Regions from separate parts of the Homo sapiens genome. Here all the other regions are linked to region 2. Evidence: read pairs that join two places in POLR2A ChIA-PET (ENCODE). Cell type or tissue: Panc1. All regions are shown on one strand. Each heading gives the region's core, and the rest is flanking DNA. Links, peaks and the distances in the headings are about the cores only. Region 1 has its middle 160 kb from the start of CLVS2. Region 2 overlaps NKAIN2 (sodium/potassium transporting ATPase interacting 2). Region 3 overlaps NKAIN2 (sodium/potassium transporting ATPase interacting 2).

Region 1 (8,243 bases), core at 1,100-6,099, 850 kb before region 2:
TGTTTAAAGCAGCACAATTCACAATTGCAAAGATATAGAACCAGCCTAAATGACCATCAACCAAGTGGATACAAAGGCATAAGAATGATATAATATACTCTGGGGCCTTGGGGGGAAGGTTGGGAGGGAGGTGAGGGATAAAAGACTACACATTGGGTGCAGTGTACACTGCTCGAGTGAAATCTCAGAAATCACCACTGAAGACCTTATCCATGTACCCGAACACACTACCTGTTCCCCCAAAACTATTGAAATTATTATTATTATTATTATTATTATTATTATTTTGAGATGGAGTCTGGTTCTGCCACCCAGGCTGGAGTGCAATGGTGCAATCTCGGCTCACTGCAACCTCTGCCTCCTGGGTTCAAGTGATTCTCCTGACTCAGCCTCCCGAGTAGCTGGGACTACAAGCATGCACCACTACGCCCAGCTAATTTTTGTATTTTTCGTATGGGGAAATAATAATTTAAAAAAAAAACTGTTTAACAGATTTTTTGGTACAGGTTAAGCAGTTAAAAGAGATAATTTTAATGAGTGAAGTGGAGATGGAAATTCCACCACCATTGTAATCGCCATGGCAGTGTGTCAATATATAATCTAGTTGTAGTTTTCAAACTCTGTAAATACTTAGCCCTACCTCAATCACTCCCCAAATTGGAGATCCTAAATTAATCCTCCAGGTGATAATCTCTACAGCAGGTCTCAATTACTGATGGCAGTGTGTCATATTACTCAGGTGTGCTAGGCCAAAACAAAGAGAATCACAGTATTATTAAATCCACTTATTATTTCTAGGTTCTCATTAGCATGATGACATACTTAGATATTTGGAAACAAACATTATGCTAACATGAGGTCATTCTTGTTATGTCTCTTCTTCTTCCCCTGTCTTTCCCACTCAGTCTTGGTTTCTAGACCACTCAGTCTTTCTGTAACCTAACTGGATGCATTCCAGTTTGTTAATATCCCTTTCAAAATATACTGGAACTGAAACCAGTAATTCCTCTCCAGGTAGCGTAAAGAGGAAAGATCAGCAGCCCTTGTAGTTTTCCTCCACTGAATGTTATGCTTCTGGAGATATGCCTGCAGCTTCGGGCACTCTTTTAGCACTGTTGTTACAGCCACCATTGACTCACACTACGCTTGTATCCAAATCTTTTTTATATGCTTTTCTAAGCCAAAAATCCCATAATGCACATAAATGCAGGGGTTTGTCTTTATTTTCAATAATATTAATCTCACTTGTTTTAATTCATTATTTCATCTTAGTGAGATACTTTATTTACCATTGCTTATTTTTTTAAAAGTGTATTTCTGATTACATACATAATACTTGTGCAGTAGAAAATATGTGTGATATACAGATATAGTAAAATATTAAAATACTTTTCTCCTCAGATCACAGTGATAAAACTCTCATTGCCTGTTTGTACATCTTTCCATGTTTTAATACTCATATATGTATGTAATTGGCTTACTAGGTCACATAGTTTTATTATTTGCTCTTTTTAATGTAATACTTTTGATATATATTTTGGTACCATGTTTGATTATGTCCCAGCTTTGTGTTGTAATCAGCCTTTGCTTTAAAGGCAACCCATTCTTAATTCATCAAGTTCAGAGTTAAGAAATATTGAAAGAACAGAATCAAATAGAGAGATTGTTACACACACTACATCCTTCATTCAGGTTGACATCACTCTATTAATCAACACTTTGAATGCAGTTGTGCTTTCGCATACTTAAGCAATCTTTCAACATGTGTATCTACATCATGTCCAGAAGAATGGTGTTCAGTCAATCACTTATTCATTGGTTGGATTAGTTTATCCAAATGGAACTTGAGAAAAGTTCCATGCATTGTGTTAAGCATTGCACTCAGGTCCACAGATACAAACTGAATAAAACATATTTTTATGCCTTTAACATACACAGTCCACGGGAAAGGGGCATATTTAAACAAATTTTGTTGGCGTATGTTGAAAGCTAAATGCATAAAGAGTTATGAGGATTAAGGGGAAAGAAAATTAATGTTCCTGAGAGGATTAGGAAAGGCTTCATATTATTTGAAAGATTCTGATCAAATTCCAGAATGAATTCTTGATATAGCTTGAGAGCAGAAGTCAGAGTAAAGGATTTTAAACTGTTATTATCTTTGTTGCCAATGGAAAGCAAAAGGAAAATGAAAAGTAGAGATTAAAAACTCCATTTTTATTGTAACCCTAACTTTTAAAAAAATAGCCTAAGTTATTTAAGCTATACCAAATAAAACTAAGTTCAGATTAAATTGAGGAGTATTCAAAAAAATTGTAACTGATATTAGTAGATATGGACATTTGTATTTTGATGGTAAAGACCTTTGAAAGTTTATAAAAATATTTTGAAACACTTCTATAAAATAAATATATGAATATAATGACATTTTTGTTATTAGTATATATTTTCTGAGATATGTTGTGATATTTATATTATATAATGTATTTATAGAATAGGTACCAGTCCCTGCCTTGATTGATTCATTTGTATTAGTTTCTATAGTCCTCATTACATCAAGATAAGGGAAGTGATAATGGTAACTTACCCTTGAGGAAAATTACATCTATAGTAATCAAGTTACTTGCCCATTGTCCTACGGCTAACAACACAGATTCGGGATCTAAAGCCAGCAAGTACCTTGTATTCACTATGTACCATCACTCTGTAGTTCTTAATGGCTGCATTTTAATAACAATGGCCTAAACACCCTGAGGAAAAAACAATCTAAGTCATATTTGGTCATCTCTAAGTCATATCTAGTCATATTTATTTTGTATTGCTATTATGACAAAACATACTTATATGGTTATTATTTTCTCTGATTCTATAGTTGAGAACTCTTATGTGGATTAATTCTTAGTTTTATTTCTGGAGGTTTAGGTTGCTTGGGCAATTTTAGAAAATAACCTTCCTCAATAGATTTTCTAGAAGCCTGGGAGTCATTTACACTCACTGGTCATTTTTAGAGCCTTCTCTGCTTGGTCATTCTCTGCTGAGCTATTTGCAGCTCAGATGCAATTTTGAATGGACCTTTATGCAAACAGAACCTGCTAAATGTCACCATAAATCTCACTACTTGGCACTATCATGGGGACTGAGGAATATGCCAAGAGCATTAAATACATTTATTTAAAGAGAGTGCTTAGTCTTTGATCAATTGTTGCAAGAATAGAAGAGAAAACAACAGTGTTTAGAAAAGGAAATTCCTCTGGAAAAGGTGACTAAGCTTGCTGTGGGAAGGATGTGTTAAATTGGGGAGTCCATGCTTTTAATATGAAGGCTTTTTAACAGAGGTGACAGCAGACCACCTTGGAGACAAAATAATTGAGTTAGTCTCTACTGTGACATGACTAGATCAGATAGGCAACAAAGAGCAAGCTTCTCTTTGCAGCAAAATCACTTTGATATATCCACAAGCAGAGGACTCAGCCCTGGAAGACACGGGTTCAAACTCAGTTTTCTTGCCTTACCAGATTTTTGTCCTTAGGCAAGTGACAAACGTAGTTTGATCCTCAGTGTGGTCATCTATACAATGCTAATAATTTCCCTAGCTCACCTGATCTAATGAGATGATATATATGAAATATAAGATAATAAAATAACAATGATATTAATATATTTAAAATTGTTATCTGTGATACAATATATTTCTACTTTTCTCATAGCTCTAACACATGTGTGAATTGAATGTTGGGTTCTAGACCAGTATCTAAATGTACAAACTGAAAGCTAGCCTTTATTATTAGCTAGCCTTTGAAAGCTAGCATTTTTATCTCATTTACAATTTTACAAAATTGTGTCAAACACCTTTATATTTTTGTAGTTTGTGAAGAAATTAATGACAAAACTAGTGTGTGTGTGAGTGTGTGTGTTTACTAATTTCTGCAACAAATAAATTAGAAATTACTAATGACCACTGGATTATTCTGTATGGAGGAAGACAGTGGTGCCTAGTCAAAGATTGGCTTTGTTATAAAATTAAAACCAATTTATATTGTAGCTCCAACAAATACAATCTTTGGGAACTTGAAAATGTATTATGGCATTTTCTGAAACTTGCTTTTACACCTGTAAATTGAAGATGATGAGAGCTGGTTTTCTTATCTCAAAGGAATTTATGTGCCACAACAAAGAATGAGTCAGAAACAAGTGCCTTGAGTAAAACTTGGAGCTATTCTCTCATTGTTCAAAGACCATTTACTAATTGTTTACTGTGTAACAAGCCCTGGAATTTTTCTCAATCAAAAAGCACTGATTGATGGTTACTAATATATTTTAGAACTGATTTTTCTTTTTTCTTCTCAAAAATTGGAAGACTCACAATCTTTATGTAGAATGTAAACTACCTAGTTTTACTCAATGTAATTTGTAAAACAGTACTGAAAATAAAAATCTTTATTTTTGATCTTATATCCTGTTCTTGTGTTATCAGCAATAATAACAATCACATTAAAACTAATAGATAAGTCCAGGCATGGTGGCTCACGCCTGTAATCCCAGCACTTTGGGAGGCTGAGGTGGGCGGATCATGAGGTCAAGATATCGAGACCATCCTGGCCAACATGGTGAAACCCCATCTCTACTTAAAATACAAAAATTAGCTGCGTGTGGTGGCGTGCACCTTTAATCCCAGGTACTCGGGAGGCTGAGGCAGAATTGCTTGAACCCGGGAGGTGGAGGTTGCAGTGAGCAGAGATCGTGCCACTGCACTTCAGCCTGGCTACATCTAAAAAAACAAACAAAAAGAAAACCTAATAAGTAAGATTTCATCCTCATAAATTCTTCATGGAAGAACTACCATTATCCCTACTTTATACATGAGGAAGGCATGTTAAGTATCTTACCCATGGCCGTACAGTTAGTACATGGCAGTCATGATTCAATTCCAGATATTCAGATCCTCAAACGTAGAAGCTTAACCATTTTCCAAGAATGCTATTACATTCAAAGTTCTGAAGGAATTTCTTTTAAACATCTGCATAGCAGAGAAAGCTGAAGTAATTTTCTGTAGGTTCTATTACCTGAGCCAGGCAGCATGGAAGGAAGAAATGGCTTTAGTTGTTAGTGATAACAATATATGAATTTCTTACACTGCAATAATTTTCTGTGCCCTTTTACCCTAAAAACTGGTTTTCCTTGTTTTTACACACATTTATCGATTCTTTTACCATTTCTTTTTCTCTTCCTTTGCAGTTTATATACTAGATTTTATTGTATAAATGTGAATGTGTCATGAGTATGGATGGGGGAATGCATTGTGTGATTTATTCTGGAAACTGTCTGTTTCTAGGGAAGGTTTTTTTTGAGAAATCTCTGTCTTATTTCATGATTGCTTTGGTCTTCTTTATCATCAGGGTATGCTTTTTGCATTTCTAAGATCAATCAGAACAAAAGCTAACTAGTTGTACAAAAAAATATGTTACCAAAGTCATCATTTTTAATGTACCTTCTTCAAAGATTGTAAGAAACTTTAGAATCACAACTAAATAAAATTCCTCTAATTTTGCAATGATTTTTACAGCAGAATAGATGTTTTCCCCTTTTCAATACCATGTATAGGCTGGGCGCAGTGACTCACGCCTGTAATTCCAGCACTCTGGGAGGCCGAGGTGGGCAGATCATCTGAGGTCAGGAGTTTGAGACCAGCCTGGTCAACATGGCGAAACCCCGTCTCTGGTAAAAAATACAAAAATTAGCTGGGCCTGGTGGCATGTGCCTATAATCCCAGCTACCTGGGATGCTGAGGCTAGAGAATCGCTTGACCCGGGAGGCAGAGGTTGCAGTGAGCCGAGATTGCACCACTGCACTCCAGCCTGGGCAACAGTGCCAGACTCTGTCTCAAAAAAAAAAGGCACCATATTTACATTAGATGCCAACCAGTAGAGTTTAGAGATGCAGTCATAGCAGATGTTAAGCAGTCTTTTTCCCCAAAGGAAAACTTTGGATGGAGAAACTAGTAGATGTTTGAATTGTACCTTATTATAAGCAAATACAGTCTCCAGTGAGAAGCTGTAAGAACAAGTGTAAAAGAATGAGCATTATTTTCCTACAAAATTTGATTTCAGGATTATTTAAATTAGGTTTAAATATTATCATAGGTTGACAACCTGGAAGTCAAAAAATGAAAAGCTGTCAGATTCTGTAGGAAAAGTCATTTTGACCAGAATAACATTTTAAATGTTCAAAATCAGTTTGCCTTGTATCCAGGGAAATAGGTCTTTGTCTCTTTAGGGTTTCAAAGTACATGTAGGGTGTGTGTGTCTGCGTGTGTGTGTGTTTGTGAGTGTGTGTGTTGAGTATGTATGTGTTAGTTTTGTTTTGTCTCCATTAAATATAATGACCAAGGAGAAATACATGGGTAGCTCAAGATATTAATTTTTATTATATTAAATTTAATATTTAATTAGTATGAGAGTTCTTACTACATCACATAACTTAAAATCCACGGATTCATCTGAAAGCTTCTTGGTTAGCATGAATTATGTTAGATGTTGCATGAGTGTTGTATGGGTGAGGGAAGTGTAGATAACTATTATGTCATCTCAGCTTGTAGAGATAACATGTTAAACATATGTACACCTCCCAGAAATTGTTTACCTTTAGTTGAACAACTATTTATCTTCTTGGATGCAATTAATATTTGTCTGAGAGCCGACGTGGCTCGAAATCTTTGGGTCAATGATGTTCATATGCTCCTCCCTTAATTCATACAGCTGCATATGGTGTTTCTCTTGAGAAGCCAATGACACCTCTGGGCAGGTTGAACATGTTACAGGCACTAGGATGTTGACTCGATTATGCTGAGTGAATATCTTACCTAGTTTTGAATATCAGGGTGGCCTTATTTGTTTTTTTACATTTAAACAAACTTCCCCACCATTTGTGAAATGTAATTAGTTTTTTTTTTAGAGTATTTTCTTTTTTTTCTTTATTTCTTCTCAAAAAATCCAAAACAGATACATGCGCAGAACATGCAGATTTGTTACATAGGTATACGTGTGCCATGGTGGTTTGCTGCACCTATTGACCCATCCTCTAAGTTCCCTCCCCTCACCCCTCACCCCCCAACAGACCCTGGTGTGTGGTGTTGCCTCTCTGCGTCCATGTGTTCTCAATGTTCAACTTCCACTTACGAGTGAGGACATGTGGTGTTTGGTTTTCTGTTCTTGTGTTAGTTTGCTGAGGATGATGGCTTCCAGCTTCATCCATGTCCCTGCAAAGGACATGATCTCCTTCCTTTTTATGGCTGCATAGTATTCCGTGGTGTACATAATTAGTTTTAAAATTTGTTATTTGTAGCCTCAAATCATGTGGGTAGCATTTTTGAAAATTATAAGGCTGACTCAGATAAATGCTTTGTGAAACTCTATTCCACTCCATTTAAAAGAAATGTAAAATATTTATTTTTCTTCCAACCATATTATTGATAGAGTTGGAGAAATGGTTTAGTTTTATACTCTACCTAAGTGTTTCTCAAAATGCACCCAAAAAGCAGAAATTCACTTTTGTGATTTAAATAGAAACTATGGGATTTCAATAGTAGTTACACAAAATAATTTGGGGAATTAATGAAATGTTGGGTCAAACAAAGCTAAATAGGTTTTATCATAATTTATCACAGATTTTAACAATTATTATATTTCTAATGAAAATAATATTAATTTGTTATTGTATACATACTATTTGCTTATTGCTATTCTAGTCTTTTACATGTGCTAACACATACTTCCCTCCATTGAATACAAGAAAGAAGTATTGTTATTATTTCTTTTGCTGTGGTGTAGAATCTGAAATATGAAAAGGACAAATAACTTACTCAAAGTTATTTGAGTATTAGCATTAGTTATTGAGTATTAGCATAGCTAATATGTGGCAGAATTTGAATTCAGACAGAAAATGTGACTCCAGAGCCTATGTCCTTTTTTTTTTTTTTTTTTTTTGGACGGAGTCTTGCTCTGTTGCCAGGCTGGAGTGGAGTGCAGTGGCGCAATCTTGGCTCACTGCAACCTCCTCCTCCCGGATTCAAGTGATTCTCCTGCCTCAGCCTCCCGAGTAGCTGGGACTACAGGCGCCCGCCACCACACCTGGCTAATTTTTGTATTTTTAGTAGAGACGGGGTTTCACCATGTTACCCAGGATGGTCTGGATCTCTTGACCTCGTGATCCACCCGCCTCGGCCTCGCAAAGTGCTGGGATTACAGGCA
Region 2 (8,243 bases), core at 1,010-6,009:
ACTTTGTGCTCTGCTGTTACCTTGTATTATGGCATATATGAGGGGGAGCTCAATGTTCTGTCCACTTTTTGAGGTGAAAATCAAACATAATGAAAGACTAACTTGGTAAAGCAACGTTAAATTCTGAGTTTTAGCTCTCTAAAGGAAAAGCATAAGGTGAGGGAAGGGAATTTGGTTAGTTCTATTGACATTTGATGACTGTTTACCATGGGCCAGGCTCTGCCAGCAGGGTTGGGAACTCACAGGAGAGAAACACGAGAATTGCATCCTCAGGACATTACAATATACTGGGGGAGATGAATTCAAAAGATTTTGATAAATGACAGATATAGGCATTATAGACATCAAGGATGAGGACGAGCCTTGTTGGTGACAAAAGGTGACAAGGCAGTTCTAGGAAAAATATACCAAAAACGAGAGAGAATAGTAACAGAGGACCTGGCCTTTACAGACAGATGGAATCCCTTTTTCATGGTTGAACCATGAGATAAACTTGCACATGCTTTAAGTAAAAGTAGGAAAAAGCAAAGTTAACATTTCTTGCTTACCTAAGGGATTTCTAGTAGAATAATGTATATAAGGCACCAACCTGGTTATGTGGAGTTGCTCAAAAAAGAGTAAATTCTCTTTCATCCACTTGCACTGGCCTCTTACTAGACAACTCACTATTTTAAAGATGAGACAATTTAAATGTGGTCAGAAATTAAGGTGTAGTCAGATGAATTGGTCTTTTTAAAATATGAAGTCAGCTCCATCAGGTAAAAGTCCAAAATAACTTTCTTTGCTGTAAAATAAAGGTGTTAAAACATTGGTAACATTTTTGTAAATTTCAGAAAGATTTTGTTTGTAAATCTCTTTTGAGAATTTTCTTGGCTAGATGCTGTAATAGTTACTAAATATTTCACAAGTTCACTATGAAAGAGAAGTTGAAAGCCTCCAACAGAACGAACTGACTGAAATATTATGTCTGTCATTCATTATTATTATTACTGTCATTGTTATTATTTTAACAAAGCATTAATAAAATTTATGGTTAGAGGCAAGTACCACCCATACTCAAATAAATTTATTTTGATTTTTCAACAAATTGGTTTGCAATCTTGATAGATGGGAATGTTTCATTTTTATTACAATCCTCATGAATCACAGTAAAATCTAGGTATGAAGTCTAAAAGCTTGTATCTTGACAACATTTAACACAAAGGAAGGGTATTTGAGAAAGGAAAACAGTAATGTTAATATAAAGATGCTTTTTATTAAAAAGTCAGTTATTTTTAATCCTTCCTTGCTTTCTTCTTCCTTTCCTTTTCTCCTACATTGCCTTGTGTTTCTTTTTACTGAGTGATGGAATAAATGTCAGGTCTATTAATGAGGGTAAATAGTAAAGCTTTTAAAAGATTATTTATTTTAGTAAGGGTCTCACAATTTGCTCATTAATGTTGTCTGCAGCCCACCATTCCCAAAACATTTCAAATACTATAAATAATATGTGATTGTACTCCCAAATAACTAGGTTATTGTCCAATCAAGAAAATAGTTTCCTTGATAGTTGGAAATTGAAAGTTAGCTACCAAGCTTGTGATAAGTCATATTCATATTAAAAACTACAAAAAGGAGCTCATGATGGCAAATTTTACATTCTAACTTCAATACTGAAAGTTTGAGAATAACATTTTATTAAAGAATTTCAAATTAACTAGTAAAATAGTATTTAATACATAATCTTTACCATATTTCAGTGATAATGCCTTTGCCTTATTTATATTTTGGACATCTGAACATACTTTATTCTTGTTGACATAATAGATTGTTTCTCTTTAAATCTAAATTCCTTGATTATTTGTTGAAATAAGCACATGTGGAAAATGTTTTTTAGAATGTGTATCTTGAAACTTTTTCTTCTTAAAAGAAGAAAACTTACTCTAAGGGACACTTTGAATTTTGTTTCAGCATATGTCTGCTTAATTTGACAGATAATTTTACCGTGCTAAAATGGTAAAATGCAATTGAACATTTTTTTTGAATGGAAAAATAACATTTTAGTTGTGAATACTTTTTGATATCATCATTTGAAAGAGTTGTTTAGAAAAATAGACCTGTATGTTGTTCCAAATTATAGATTTTGTCCTTAAAATAATATTGGCAATTTGATATAATTGAGCTATGTATATCTTATGTGTAACAACTTTCAGCACACAACAACTATTTTGTCAACCATGTCAGTAGATCTAGTACAACGTGTGATCAGAAGATAAAGGTGTTAAGAAATTTGAATACATTTCTATTTATTTTAGGCTGATATGTTTTTAATAACTCTAGCTTCATAGATATCTTGCATTAAATACAATCTGTTTCAAGCAATTTCTCTTGCAATATTCTGGTGACTGTTCTCTATAAACATGGCCAACTAGCCTATAAAACATGTTTTATTTAATTCATTGCTACCCGTTTATGGCTGCACCATGTGGTAGGAATCCAGAAGCATCAGGTCTACTGTTCTTATAACGTTCAAGTGGCCTCCAGGTGATAGGCACAGCCAGCTGTCTTGGACCAGTGCCAACTCACAATGGTCTTATCAACCAGCAACACTTAGGAAATCACTGAGACAGCCAACAGTCATTTGTGGAACAAGAAAGGACGTGGCAGTTTGGCTATTTTTTAAATTTTTCCATCTGAAGCAGGAATTATCACTAACTGGAGTTTATTCTTTTTTTTTTTTTTTTTTTTTTTTGAGACAGAGTCTCGCTCTGTTGCCCAGGCTGGAGTGCAGTGGCGTGATCTTGGCTCACTGCAAGCTCCGCCTTCCAGGTTCACACCATTCTCCTGCCTCAGCCTCCCGAGTGGCTGGGACTACAGGCGCCTGCCACCACGCCCGGCTAATTTTTTGTATTTTTAGTAGAGGCAGGGTTTCACCGTGTTAGCCAGGATGGTCTCGATCTTCTGACCTCGTGATCCTCCCGCCTCGGCCTCCCAAAGTGCTGGGATTACAGGTGTGAGCCACCGTGCCTGGCCAAGTTTATTGTTATTTGTTAAAAGAATGTTTGCTTTTTGGTGTCTTCAGGTATTTTCAAATAGAATGAATAAAACCATTGTGTGCTGGTCTCCTAGTCCTTCATCTCATTTCCCTCCATACTCCATGACTCAATTAGTTTCTGGGGTTGGGATTAAGTGCACCTTATGCTAATTAGAACTATAGGTTTTACTCCTTAAATAACTCCCATTGGCCTAGCTTTGATTCTTTAATGTAACAAAGATAGATGTGGGAAAAAAGTGACCTATCAAAATATATAACTCAGAAAGCTTTTTGGGATAAACATATTTAATACAGGATTTCTCAGTTATATATTCTTTTTTTACTTAGATAAAACCCCCAAGGGAAAAATAGGTATCTAATGATATATCCTCCATTCAAAACTGTGTATTGCTATTGAGAAGTTTTATGTACTATTTTAAATAATAATTATTAATAAACATATACAAGCAATGCCAAATAATAAAAAATGTCTGTCTTTTTCCTGTGGAGATACTCAGCTCATGCCAATTTGGTTCCCTAAACAACTAGAACTGGAGAAAGCTGTGCTGTGACGTTTGAAATCGAAAACCTGAAAAATGTAAGCTTCTTATCAACTTCCAAATTTGGGGCAAATCTGGATCCTAAAATCAAGACATCTTTCGTAAGATTAGTATCCAACAAGACAAGAATATTGGCTATTGTGAAGAATGCTGCTGTGAACAGGGGAGTACTACTATAATCTTGTCTTATTATGATTCACAATAGTCAAGATATGGAAACACCCTAACTGTCCATTGACAGATAAATGGATAAAGAAATTGTTGTTTCTCTCTCTCTCTCTGTGTGTGTGTGTGTGTGTGTGTGTGTGTGTGTGGAAAATATATATATATAGGGTGATGGTATATACATATATATATATATATATATGGTGATGGTATCAAAAAGATAAAATGACTGCTCTACAATTATTCTCATTTTGAATTTCATTTTAATTTACAGTTTTCAAAACTAAATGCCACCTGTCTTTTGACACTGTTTTCATTATTGAAGGTTTTATAGCTTTAATTTTATATTAATAAAATTAATTATGTAAACATTTGCTTGCTTTTAGGAGCAAAGCATAGGCTACTAAAGTAAATAGTTCATTAATTTTTATGTCAGTCTTGGTGCTATTTACATGCATAGAAATGAAACTAAACGACCCCAGGGAACTTACAGAGGGTTGGTTTCAAATCCATGAATTAATGCAAATGGTAAGGTTACATCATTTGGGTATAAGGTGTATGCTTTGGAGAATGGAAAATAAGCAATCAAGGTAAAGTAGCCCTAGTGCCTACATTATTCATGAAAATGAGATCCTGACATTATATTCTAAGGTGATGTTGTAGAAGATAGAGCTAACTATTTGTGCAGGTACACTATAAGGTCAGTGTGTGTCTGGGGTCAGCTTGCCATGTGGGCAGAAAAACTCTTCTGCTGCATCTTTATTTAGAGGAAATCCACAGAGCTTTCACTTGGCCTACTGTATTGCTAATGTTTATTGCCACCGTAACTGAAATTCCTACAAGTTGAGAGCAATTGTATTTCATCCATTTTAAGCTCTCATCAGTTAAAATATGCATTATATTTATTTTACCTCTAAGAAAAGTACTTCTGATTTAAGTATAACTTTTCACAAACTTAAGTTTTATCCTGATTTTAATAATGCTAAAATGTGAAAAATAAAAAGCCACCTTAAAGTTGTTGAAATATAGTACTGCTTTTATTTTATTAAGAGTGCTGCTGGCTTGGAGGTAAAGCTTAAATATTATTTTTGGAAGGCTGTTTCAGGTTGACACAGACATTTCCTGCGGGGAATGAGAGGTCAGAGACTATATCCCTCCCATTAGCACATTAGAGAGAGAAATGTCAGAATATTAGACTTAATTTGGCAGGGTCCTTGGGATTTCTGCCTCTGTTTCTTTGTCTTCCTATATTTAGTTGCTGTCAATGAGTTTTGGTATGTACAAATAGATTTAAGAACATACATCAGTGTCTCATATATTCATTATTATTTTGTTAATATAGTATTTCTTTAATTCTAAATTTATTTAAATTAAGCAGTGAATTTGAAACCAACCCCCTATAATTCTTGTAGATTGCTGTACTAAAATGTATTTCTAGAAACCTGGTTATCAAACAAAACAACCAAATACTCTGTTCTTAACATTTCATCGTCTTCCAAAACGACACTTTCTTAGCAACTTCAAAGTGGCAACTGATGGTTTGGTAACGATATAATAACAAGGAATAACTCCTATATTCTTAAGAGACTCAGAATTTCAATTCTTACCACATATACATCTATTTTCTTAATTAAAACAAAAAGTCCCAGATAAAGTGTAATGCCCAGAACTTGAATTTTAATGAATGCAAATGAGCCCAAAGTGAGAATAATCAGCTGAAGTTCTAGGATGGAATATTTGTCTTGTATTTACCTTGGAAGCCACTAGCTTTTACTCAACTATAAAAGAAGCCTCAGGAGTGAATATAAAAAGAAAAAAAAATTATAGTAAGAGTTTGAGAACTAACCAATATACTTCATTAATACATTGAATTTTAGTGTGAGGAACAATATAAATTTCATGAAGCCGGATGAAAAAAGAAGAGATCCTTGTTATCTCTTCTGCCTTTTATTTTAACTCTGTGGATAATTTTTTCCCTATACGTCTAGAAACCTGGGTTCTTAAATTATCTCCAAAAATATACTCTGTAGGGTTTATAGCCTTTAAATGTAAGGGTAGCTAGAGAGCATGTTACTCTCACTAGGTAATGGGGTACATCTTTTTAACAGAAACATCCTTGAATTGCTAACACATATCTTCCACTCTGGTAGACTAAATTCTGTTATTTTCTGTTGTTTGTTGAGAAGATAGTTCAAAATCACACCAAAAAAGGCAGTGCCATTATTGTAAGTGTCATTGGCATAGATGTTTTTAATCTCACTGTAGCGTGATTCTTTGGTTAATTGTCTCTCTGCTGCACTAGTCTGTAAAAGCAGTACGTGTAAAAGCTTGTTCACCATTGACGTGAATGGTAGATCACCAACACTCACCACAAAGCTTGACACATATTACATTATATTAAAATATTGAAATATCCTGTGACTTGACCTCAGTGGAATTGGAATGTGAAAAACCATCTTTTCAGAAAGTTGTAGAAAACCAAATTTGGGGTACCATCCAATGGTGCTGAGAAACTGACTTTATAATCTGTTTTTATTTTTTTGCTTTTGGAGTGACTTTAGTTTGTAAACTTTTTTTTTTTGGCTCTTTAAAGGGAATAGCTTTTGAATGTTAGATTAGAAATCAGACTATGTACAGAGCTATTCAGCTCTGAAAACTGTGATAACTTGCTAAAGCTATGTTTACAAGGAGAAAGTAAAAAACAACATGAATGATTTTATAGTATATGTGGGCTGGTAAGGACAATTATAGAACATTTCAGTTATCCAGAACTATAAAGATTTAACTTCTAATTTTCATATAAATAATTTCAAAAATAGCAAAGAGGAAAAAGTAACATTGTTTAAAATTGATATCTGTCTGCATAACAGAGTATCATACACCACATTTCATTTACATAGACCTCTGGTTTTTAAAAAAATCATAATGAATCATGTGTTTCCTAAAATACTCCATTAATGTTACAACTAAATAAATAAATGTAGACATAGGAGTGACTACTATTAGGAAGTGAAAGAAAATTTATTTAGGTGCCAAATTGACAGTTTTTTAAATAATTGTTTTGTTTAGAAAGGTCACATAACATAAAAACAAGTGGATTCTATAAGAAATCAATTACTATTCAGTGTTTATACAACTTTTTAAATAGAAAAAGAAGTTCTCTTAGTTCTAAATATATATATATATATATATATATATATATATGCAAGCATAAATGTGCATTGCACAAGAGGGTTAGTTACTCAAAGGAGGAACATTATTTGCCATGCGTTAATTATCATAATTTTGCCATTTCCACATTGAATCATAATCATTGTTAATTTAAATACAATGGTATGTAACTTATTCATTCAACAAACATTTATTCAATCCCAGGAATGCACTAGAGTGCTATACAACAGTGATACAGAGACGAATTCATATGCTGAAGCAAATTCTAGTTGAAAAAGGAAATATCTTCATATTTGGCTTTCAATAAAAATGTTAATATATTAAAATTATAACCAAGTTCTATTGATATTTCTCCTGCATTCCACCTCTGATAATAAATAAACTCATCCTTCGGGCACTCTCTGAGTTGGATGCTCCCGGTATATCTAATGCCTGGATATTATCAGACATTCTCAGATAATACGTGGTTGGGGATAGAGGGAAAACATTAAAAATGGTAATAATATAAGGTAGCATATGTTAAGAGTGAAATGAATGGTTAATGAATAAATAGAGAAAACCTTATTCTGGGTGCTGAATCACTGAGGAAATTACAAAGAACTAAGTCCTCATGCTTTTTGCTTTTTAAAATTTGTTTTCCTATCTGTCCCTTTTTTTTTCCCCCTTACCAATCTCCTACTTCATTTTCTTTCTGAGTTATTTCAAATGTCTCCTTGGGTATTATCCTGACCAGTAATCCACCCTGCATATTATCACCAAATGAGTCATTCATAGACTGCTTTGGCCATAGACTATGATCTCCACCTTCTTTACTCTATTTAAGGTAGTTGGAAACCTGGCCTGGCGATGGCACTCATTCTCATTTAACTTGCTCCATTCAAAAGAAAGTGCTAACTTTCTTTTACGCCTTTATTGCAAAAAAGAATGAGAGAAAAGAGTAATCTTGAAAAATATAATTTAGTGAGAAAGAGCTGACAACCCTTGCAGTATTATACTGTACTTGAATTCACAAACGCTGAGCATGTGCTTTGCATGGTTTATAAATAGACTTTGGCAAGCTTTGAACTGCCCACACTGTGTTCTGAGCTTTGAGCAAAGCTCTGCTGGCATGCTGAACCAACTTAAGTTCTAATGTGAGTTATAAAAACACAAGGATGACTGGCTCCATTTGGAGCATTGTGTTAGCCAAGCAGGTAAAATAAATTCATGGTTAGACCTCCCCTCCCACGGCATCCCTTTCATTCCTCAGAAGATAATTCTGATATCTCTTCTTAACCAGAGCAGACAATGCAACTATTCCTCTTTACAGATACGATGTTTTATAAGTTAAAAGA
Region 3 (8,243 bases), core at 2,022-7,021, 260 kb after region 2:
ACATATGTGTTTAGCGATACAGACATAGGTGCTAAAACTACAAAGAAAGGAAAAGGAATCATTAATACAAATTTCAGGATCATCCTTACCTGAAGGAGGAAGATGAGATGATAAAAGGAAAATGGGGGTGGATAGGCACACATGGGGACTTCTAACTTACTGGCTATATTCTTAGTCTTGATAGATATTTTCATTCTTTAAAAATATATGTGTGTGCATGTATAACATGCATAACATAAATATATGTATGTGTGTAAATATATAAAGACAAACCTAGGTGACAATTAGACATTAGTTAAAGTATATTCCAAATTTATCAGAGTAGAACAGAAGAAGATCCAGTTGCTTCTCCTTCCTCTTCACTTCAGTGTGATGGTTAAAAACAGAATTACAGTTTCGGGGTTCAGTCAACTACCTTTGTGATTTTAGGCAAGTTACTTAGCATCTCTGTGCCTCAGTATCCTTATCTCTAAATTAAAGATAATGATAATGTCTAATTCATGAGGTTGTTAAAAGGCTTAAATGAGTTTACATTTGTAAAGCACTTAAAACAGTGCCTGATATAGAACGACAACTATACGTTAGTTAAATAAAATTTATAAAAGCATATCCCTTTGTCTTCCTAATTGTAGTTCTATATTTACTTCTCAGAATCCATAAGATAACAAAGAGAGGAAAAATACCAAGTGGTACCTGGATTGGTTTCACACTGAATATATAGAATGACATGGCGGAGAATTGATATTTTTACAATATTGAGTTTTGAAGTTCATGAACATGGTCTATCCCTGTATTTATTTCAATTGGTCTTTTCTGCCAGTAATGTTTATAAATTTCAGTGTGGAAGCCTTGCACATTTTCCACTAATTGTATTTCTAGTTATTGATAAATGCAGTGCTATTTAAAATATATCTTTTATCAAAATGTCATTTCTAAATGTTTGTTGTTACTGAATATAAATAACATTTGCTTTTGTATGTGGCAAATTCACCAACCCAACTTAAAGCTTTTCTGTAGATTCTAATTGTTTACACAGGAAATCATGTCTTTTGCAAATAGTGATGATGTTATTTATCTCCATATGAAGGGATTAAAAAATAAAATAGGGATGGAGTTATATTTTTAAGTCAGTCTCTGCCAAAATAAAGCACATCTAGGGCAATTTGTTAGTGTGGAGGCTGCTTTAAGTCCTCCCTAGTCCAATAGGACTCTCTTTCTTGTGGTGACATATGTGTGTGTAAGTGTTCAATTACTACTATTATTTACCTTGAAAATCAAAAGTAAACCCTCCCTAAACCCTGATAGCATTCATTATAAAATTTGCATGGTGAACCATGAATGTTATTTGAAAGAATGCAATAGCATACCTGTTATTTTCCCACTATATCTTGATAACTCACTCTGTGACTCAGAAATTGTCTTTTCTTTTTGTATCATCTTCTCTATAATACTCGGTTGTTTATGTGCAATGTTCTACTTTTTTTTTTTTTTTTTTTGAAACAGAGTCTTACTCTGTCACCCAGGCTGGAGTGTAGTTGCATAAACCTCCACTCCCCAGGTTCAAGTGACTCTTCTGCCTCAGCCTCCCAAGTAGCTGGGATTACAGGCATGCACCACCATGCCTGGCTAATTTTGTATTTTTAGTAGAGACGGGGTTTCACAATGTTGGCCAAGATGGTCTCGTTCTCTTGACCTCGTGATCCGCCCGCCTCGGCCTCCCAAAGTACTGTGGGGATTACAGGCGTGAGCCACCGCTCCCGGCTAATTTTGTATTTTTAGTAGAGATGGGATTTCACCATGTTGGCCAGGATGGTTTCGAAATCCTGACCTCAGGTGATCCGCCTGCCTCGGCCTCCCAAAGTGCTGGGATTACAGGCATGAGCCACCATGCCTGGCCTAAGTGTTCTACTTTCAATTGAAGTAATTTGCCCAATTGAGCAAATTATCATTCCTGTTTTGTTATATTTAGCTAGCTGATGGTAAAGGACATCCCTATGAGAGCAACATCTGTCAAAGTATTGTACTTTGTTTTATGAAGAGACTGGCTTTTAGGAAATGGTGAATTGCTTTCTTCTTGCTTTTTGTGGTGGGAGGCACTAGAGAGTGTAATAGAGCAGTGTAGATTGATTTGTATTTTTCTTTTCCACTTGTGTTGGGTTTTGTTTCACTATTATATTATAAAAACCAAAATAATGGGAGTTTTCCACAAATGGAAGGATGTGACAAATATAGGTGTGATTCAGCCCAAGATAATGATTTCGAATATGAAGAAATCCTACTTGAAGGACTTGGAAGTCTTATTACATTACTTCATCATTAAAACGACACTAAAATTTGATGGTAGTTTCCTCTAAGCACTGTTTTACCATCCTTAAATATTGAAGTACTAGAACTCTAATATAGAAATATTAGAAACATTAAAACTAGATAGTAAAATGCTTTAACAACAGCAACAAAAAAGCATTACAAAACAATAGTATAACCTAACATATGCTTCATCTCTTCATGAACACCTAATTATTACTCTAATGTAGTCACCTCTATTTATAGTCAGCTTTTTATCGTGCTTAATAGCCTTTCTCGTTAAGTCCCCTGACTGCTTTAGTCTTCACCCTGAACAGAAGTCTCCTAAAATTGAGGCCAGGTGATGAATTAGGCCCCTTGGCTCCGATAGTGAACTAGTAGAGTCCGGCTGTCTAAACAGCTATTCCTGTTCAATTGCATTAGTGTGTTTCCCTCCAGGGTGATAATTGCTCAGAACTCATTGTGGCTCATTTCTTTATAATGCCCATAACAGTGCTTTTACAAGGGAAGGAATTGCATATTTTAGTGCTGTGATAAAATGCAAGAAGGCATGCTGCTGTAATGTGGTTGGCCCCATCTTGTGTACAGCTATGAACATTTGTATTTATGACAGCCATTTCACACTTGTATATTTGGGAAATGGTGAAATGTTGATGTGCTCATATACCAGAATTTGTGAATCTTTCATATTCTGCTAAGAATAAAAAATACTTATCTAATTTCAAACATTTCTTTGAACAGTGTCTACCTGGGGGTGTGAGGGAAGCAAAGTAGTTGTCTACCTCCTCACTCTGTAAAGATAATACGCATGTTAATTTATGCTGGTAGTTTGAATGAGGCACAGCTGCTGGATAACCATGTGATCCATCTATTTCGCGGAGGATGCCGCATTTTTATTCAACAGCCATGGAGCAATAGAAGGAAAGCTTCCATTTTGTACATTTTTTACAAACGGAAAATAAGAGAAAGGGAGGCTCACCTATGAATACTAAATTAGGGAAAGCCTATCACCGTCAGTGATCAGAATGTTCAAACTTCTTTGTGTTGCTCATTGATGCACAAACAAACCACATGAATCTCTATTTGCTCAAACCATAATTGAAACCATCACCCCAGTCATAACCAGTTATAGGATGCTTGCCTTAAAATATGCTCTCACTTGTCCTTTGATTTAGAAATCCCACAGTCTCTTCTGTTTTTCGTTTATCTACCCAAGTCACAGACATTCTGTGGCGCTGGTGTCTTTGGGGCATCGTTTCCTTTCTTAGTTTGCTGCTCTTCAAAACCTTTGCAATCATAAAGGAGCAGCATCACCTTTATTTGAAGCTCCTCTCCACTGAACAAATAGATATGGGAAAGAAAGTTGATTTTAGACATCCAATTAAATCACTCTCTTACAAGGGAAATTACTCCGTGGAGTGTTAACGTGTTAGTCTATTCTCAGCAAGTCAGTTGGCAAAAAGGAAGCCATTTTATCTTTGGGCACTGAGGTTATCATTTGGGCAAAAATACTCTGAAGGTAGGGAAATGTTGTCACAACAAAAATCCAAAAGGTCATCACCCACAGATACAGGTCATAAATTTTTCTTAGGAAAACTGCATTGGTTTATGATGAAGGTGATTTTTCTGTCATATATTTCTGTGAAAAATAAGATAGTTAAGGGAGCTCTTATGTACATATGTGTAATTCATAAACTTATTAAAGAATGAAAGGTACAATCTGATCAATTTTAAATTTAAGCAACCACATTTGCCATTTCAGAGCCCATAGAAAGGTAACCCAGGAAACAGATGTAAACTGGCAATCGTTAATGCTGTTATATATCTTCAATGCCATTACCAGAAATAAAGAAAAAGAAAACACACCATCCTAAATCTGATAGTTCTGTCCTAGTAACATTTCTTTTTCAGTAGTTTAGTATGATTAAGAGTAGATAAGTCTTGGAAATTTGAAAAATCTTAATTTCCAGTCTTTCTCTAATGTTTCAGCTTAGACAATTTAGTTAAAATATCTGTGCCTCAGTTTCTTCATCTTTGCAGCAATTTAAGAGCCCGTATCTTGGCATTCTTGATTAGAGGAAAGATATTTCTGATACATTGTAAACACTAATAAACAGTAGCAAATAGAATGTGTGTGTGTCAACAGGATAGAGTTTATCTTCAAACCATTTTCTTCTGCAGTGTCCTTCCTCCTGGGGTAAACAATGTTTCAATTAGCTTTCTGTTGTTTTTTTTTTTTTTTTTTTTTTTTGGTAAAATATTAGATGACAACTGATATACAAACAACGTGCAAAAGCTATAACTTCTTTTGGAAGTGAGGGAGATAAATACAATCTTATGCCTGAGATCTCTGATGGTTTTCTCGAAGGCGTTGTCACTGACTGGGTTTTGTTTTTTGTTTTTGTTTTTATTTTTTTTTCACTAGAGGACAAGTTTCTACACCTCTAATCAGACTGGTCATACAAAAAAACCATTCCATTGTCAAAATGGATGAAAGCAGATGGCTGAAGAATTTTGAGCTTTTTTTATTTATTGTCTCTGTTGTGCTGAACTAACCAAAGGGTAAAACATTCTCTGGGAATCTCTAGCTTCAAGCCTTGGTTGCCCTTGCATGCACCTTTGAAAATGCTCCACTAACAGAAACTCCTAACTGATGGAGCCAAGTTCCAGATCTGTGGTTTAAGATTTGCTTCAGGGATCAGGTTGCTCAAACTTCCTACAGCTCTTAGGAGCTCAGAGTATGAAATTCATCTTTCAACTCACCCAGAACTAATGTATTTGCCCCATATTTTCTGAACAATGGCTTTATCTTGGAGTATACCATATTTGAGACTTCTTGATTATAAAATTAGAAATTATTTATGTAAATAAAAACTCAATTTTTCTGAACAATTTATGAAAGCCCATTTGAAATACAACATAACCTAATGCAATTTACATAAGACCTAAAAAGGTCTACTCTAATTTCCAGGATATAAGAGGAAATAACAGTCCAAAATAGAGATGGGTTTGCACTTGCATTCCTGTTTCAAAACCTAGCAAATGCTTATAAAGCACTGCCTTGTGGCCAGCACTCCTCTATGAGCTGGACATATATTAATTCATTTAATTTTTTTCTTTTCTTTTTTTTTTTTTTTGAGACGGGGTTTCACTCTTGTTGCCCAGGCTGGAGTACAGTGGCACGATCTTGGATCACTACAACATTTGCCTCCAGGGTTCAAGTGATTCTCCTACCTCAGCCTCCCAAGTAGCTGGGATTACAGGCACCCGCCACCAGCCCCCGGGTAATTTTTTGTATTTTTAGTAGAGACGGGGTTTCACCATGTTGGCCAGGCTGGTCTCAAACTCCCGATCTCAGGTGATTCATTGCCTCGGCCTCCCAAAGTGCTGGGATTACAGGTGTGAGCCACCGTGCTGGCCAATTCATTTAATTCTTAAACAGGCATATGAAGCAGATGCTATTGTTTTACTCTTTTTCAAGATTAAAAAAAAAAAAAAACTGAGGTATAGACAGAGGAATTAAATTGGTCAGATTCACACAGTTGCTGAGTGGCAAAGCTGGGACTGGAATCCAGGCAGCATGGTTCCAAAGCCTGCACTCACACAACTCTGTAGATTTGTATATTTGCATTATTTAGTTGTTTCCAGTGTGCCCTGTGACAGCAAGAAATAAAGGATCAGAACTTAAATTATGGAGGTGATTTTTATTCATTAATCTGTTCCTTCATTCATTTTTTGGTAGAAGTCCTTGAACCAAAAAACCAAAGTTAAGATCTTGTAAAAAGATTTATTTTCTTAGCTCCTTATTTTAGTACATCCAGGGAACTGTGGAAAGCAAAATGATAAACGATAACTTGAAACTATGTAATATCTAATAATATAAAACTGACAGGACTTGAAGCTATATGGTGCAGAGATTAAGAACATAACTTTGGAACCAGTCAGGCCTTCAGACAAGTTACTTAACCTCTCTGGGCACTAATTTTCTCAAACTATAAAATAGGGAAAATAACAGTTTTCACCACATAAAATTCATTCAAAGAGGAAATTAAATAGTACGTATGTAGCAAGTATGAATCTCTGGTAGGCAGGGCCTATATTCTTCACTTTCTACAGAACAACTTAATTTCTTCTTTTAACTTTTATTCTCTTGACTGGTGGCAAATTTAACCTTAGTCATTAGGGGAAGTACTCTCTTCCCTATAGTCTTGTCATGGTTCCATTAGGTTACGTAGTTCCAAGGCATTTTGAGAGCAGTGGATGTTCCTCCAATTATATTTATCATTGGATAATTTAAATTTTCTCAGTCTTCCATAAAGTGCTTTGTAAATCCAGATGAAAGCACAGCCTCTCATCCAAGCTGGGTTTCCTGAGCCCATCTATATAAATGTTGCATGGAGGTGGTTACTGAGGAGGGGTTTACCTCAGTACACCACTGAGGCATCCATCATTCCTGTCTGTCTGCTTCTTCTGGTCTACTGGCCTTTTGTTGATTCTGTACCATATGTGGCACTCTCTACTTAAAAGCCCTTCTCAGCCATTTTCTGTCTCAAATTGGAATAAAATTGATGGAATAAAATTGGAGGTTTATATGGTGGGGAAAGAATACAAGTACATGTGAGTAAACAGAAAGCAGAGAGGGGTACAGAAACCATGAGGATGAGGGGCCTGGCATCTCATTGTTTGGGTGTGGTGGTCTGGTGAGTTTCAGTCCCTTGATACTATCTGGGAGGGCTGAGAGTTGATTTCCTGAGGAAAGAACCCAAATTAGGCAAATGTAAGCTTGAAGCTTTCGAGAAAGTCAGTTTCTATGTTTATTTAAAAAGACTATTACCATCAGTTCTATGGGCCAGTTTCAAAATATGATACCAAAAAACATTACTCAAGGATTTGGTATAAATAGGTTAGTATTCAGTAAGTGCTTGCTTTCATTACTACTAGTCTTGCTGTCATTGTTATTATTGATAATAGGTGAAGAACACAGGGAAAAACAGAACCACCACAGGCCAGAAGACAGAAGAAAAACCTATACCTTTAAAACTAAGCCCAAGGCAGAGTGGGTCCACTTTCTGTCTCTGAAGGCTACTGATGCCTAGATGACTATTATGGTGGTTCTTGGCTATCTACACCCGTGCTGCAGGTGGGGTGATCTCCCTGGACACCTATTTTTTTCACCTTTCATCATTCTTCAAGCTTATATACAAAAATAGAGTGTTATGGGGCCATTCTGTGAATAAGACACTCTAATGCCAAGGGATTTCTGCTTTCTGACAAAGTATACATTAAACCAAATAATGATTAATATTCTTTATTGATTCTAATTGATTATGACTTTGTTGAAGATAATGAACTCAATGATTAGTAATGATTACACAGCTAGTTAGAATTAGAACTGCATCGATAAATCACTCTAATAACAAGCAAGTGCCTTCCATTATAACAATTTTATTATGTCCAAAAAATCATTTTCATAATGGAGATTCATTTAGGTCTTCAGCAATATATATTGAGCACCTATAAAATGTCAAGAACCATTCTATGGACTAAGTATATGTTTGTAAGCCATAGAGAAAAATCTCAGCCTTCAAGGAGCTTACATCCTAGTGGGGAAGATGAGAAATCAGTAAGATAAAAAAGTAGCATGCATAGTGTGTTAGAGGGTGTTAAATGCAAACGAGAAATAATAAAACAGAAATGGGAAGTTTGGAATGTGTGGTCAAGGTGAGATTGTAATTTTAGACAGAGTGACCAGGATAACTTTTGAGTAAATCACTGAAAGAAGTGAGAGAATAAACCACACAGGTGTCAGGGAAAAGAGATCTCCAGGCAGACAGGATGGAACATGTAAAAGCGCTGAGGCAGGAGAATGCCTGCTGTGTTCAAGAATCAGCAAGGAGACCTAGTGGAGGGAATTGCAGGAGAGGTACAGGAGAGAAGGG

Evidence for each region. ChIA-PET counts read pairs that join two places held together with the same protein. Peaks named below come from ENCODE experiments on the same cell type or tissue, not always from the same donor. Only the 100,000 strongest peaks of a DNase experiment are listed, where the experiment ranks them.
Region 1: POLR2A ChIA-PET joins it to region 2 with 6 read pairs; 1 of 35 experiments calls an interaction of 5 or more read pairs at or near these places.
Region 3: POLR2A ChIA-PET joins it to region 2 with 9 read pairs; 2 of 35 experiments call an interaction of 5 or more read pairs at or near these places.

The regions. Positions count from the first base shown.
Region 1 is chr6:123,147,211-123,155,453 of GRCh38, forward strand. No RefSeq gene overlaps it. Among named protein-coding and RNA genes, the nearest start is that of CLVS2, 160 kb to the left of the region's middle. In Panc1, for the core only: no CTCF peak of the experiment used is centred there; a DNase peak (open chromatin) is centred at 3,106.
Region 2 is chr6:123,994,891-124,003,133 of GRCh38, forward strand. All of the region lies in intron 1 of NKAIN2 (sodium/potassium transporting ATPase interacting 2), which reads left to right. Among named protein-coding and RNA genes, the nearest start is that of NKAIN2, 200 kb to the left of the region's middle. In Panc1, for the core only: no CTCF peak of the experiment used is centred there; no DNase peak of the experiment used is centred there; H3K27ac peaks cover 358 bases.
Region 3 is chr6:124,252,355-124,260,597 of GRCh38, forward strand. The region is part of intron 1 of NKAIN2 (sodium/potassium transporting ATPase interacting 2); the gene reads left to right. Among named protein-coding and RNA genes, the nearest start is that of NKAIN2, 450 kb to the left of the region's middle. In Panc1, for the core only: no CTCF peak of the experiment used is centred there; no DNase peak of the experiment used is centred there; H3K27ac peaks cover 800 bases.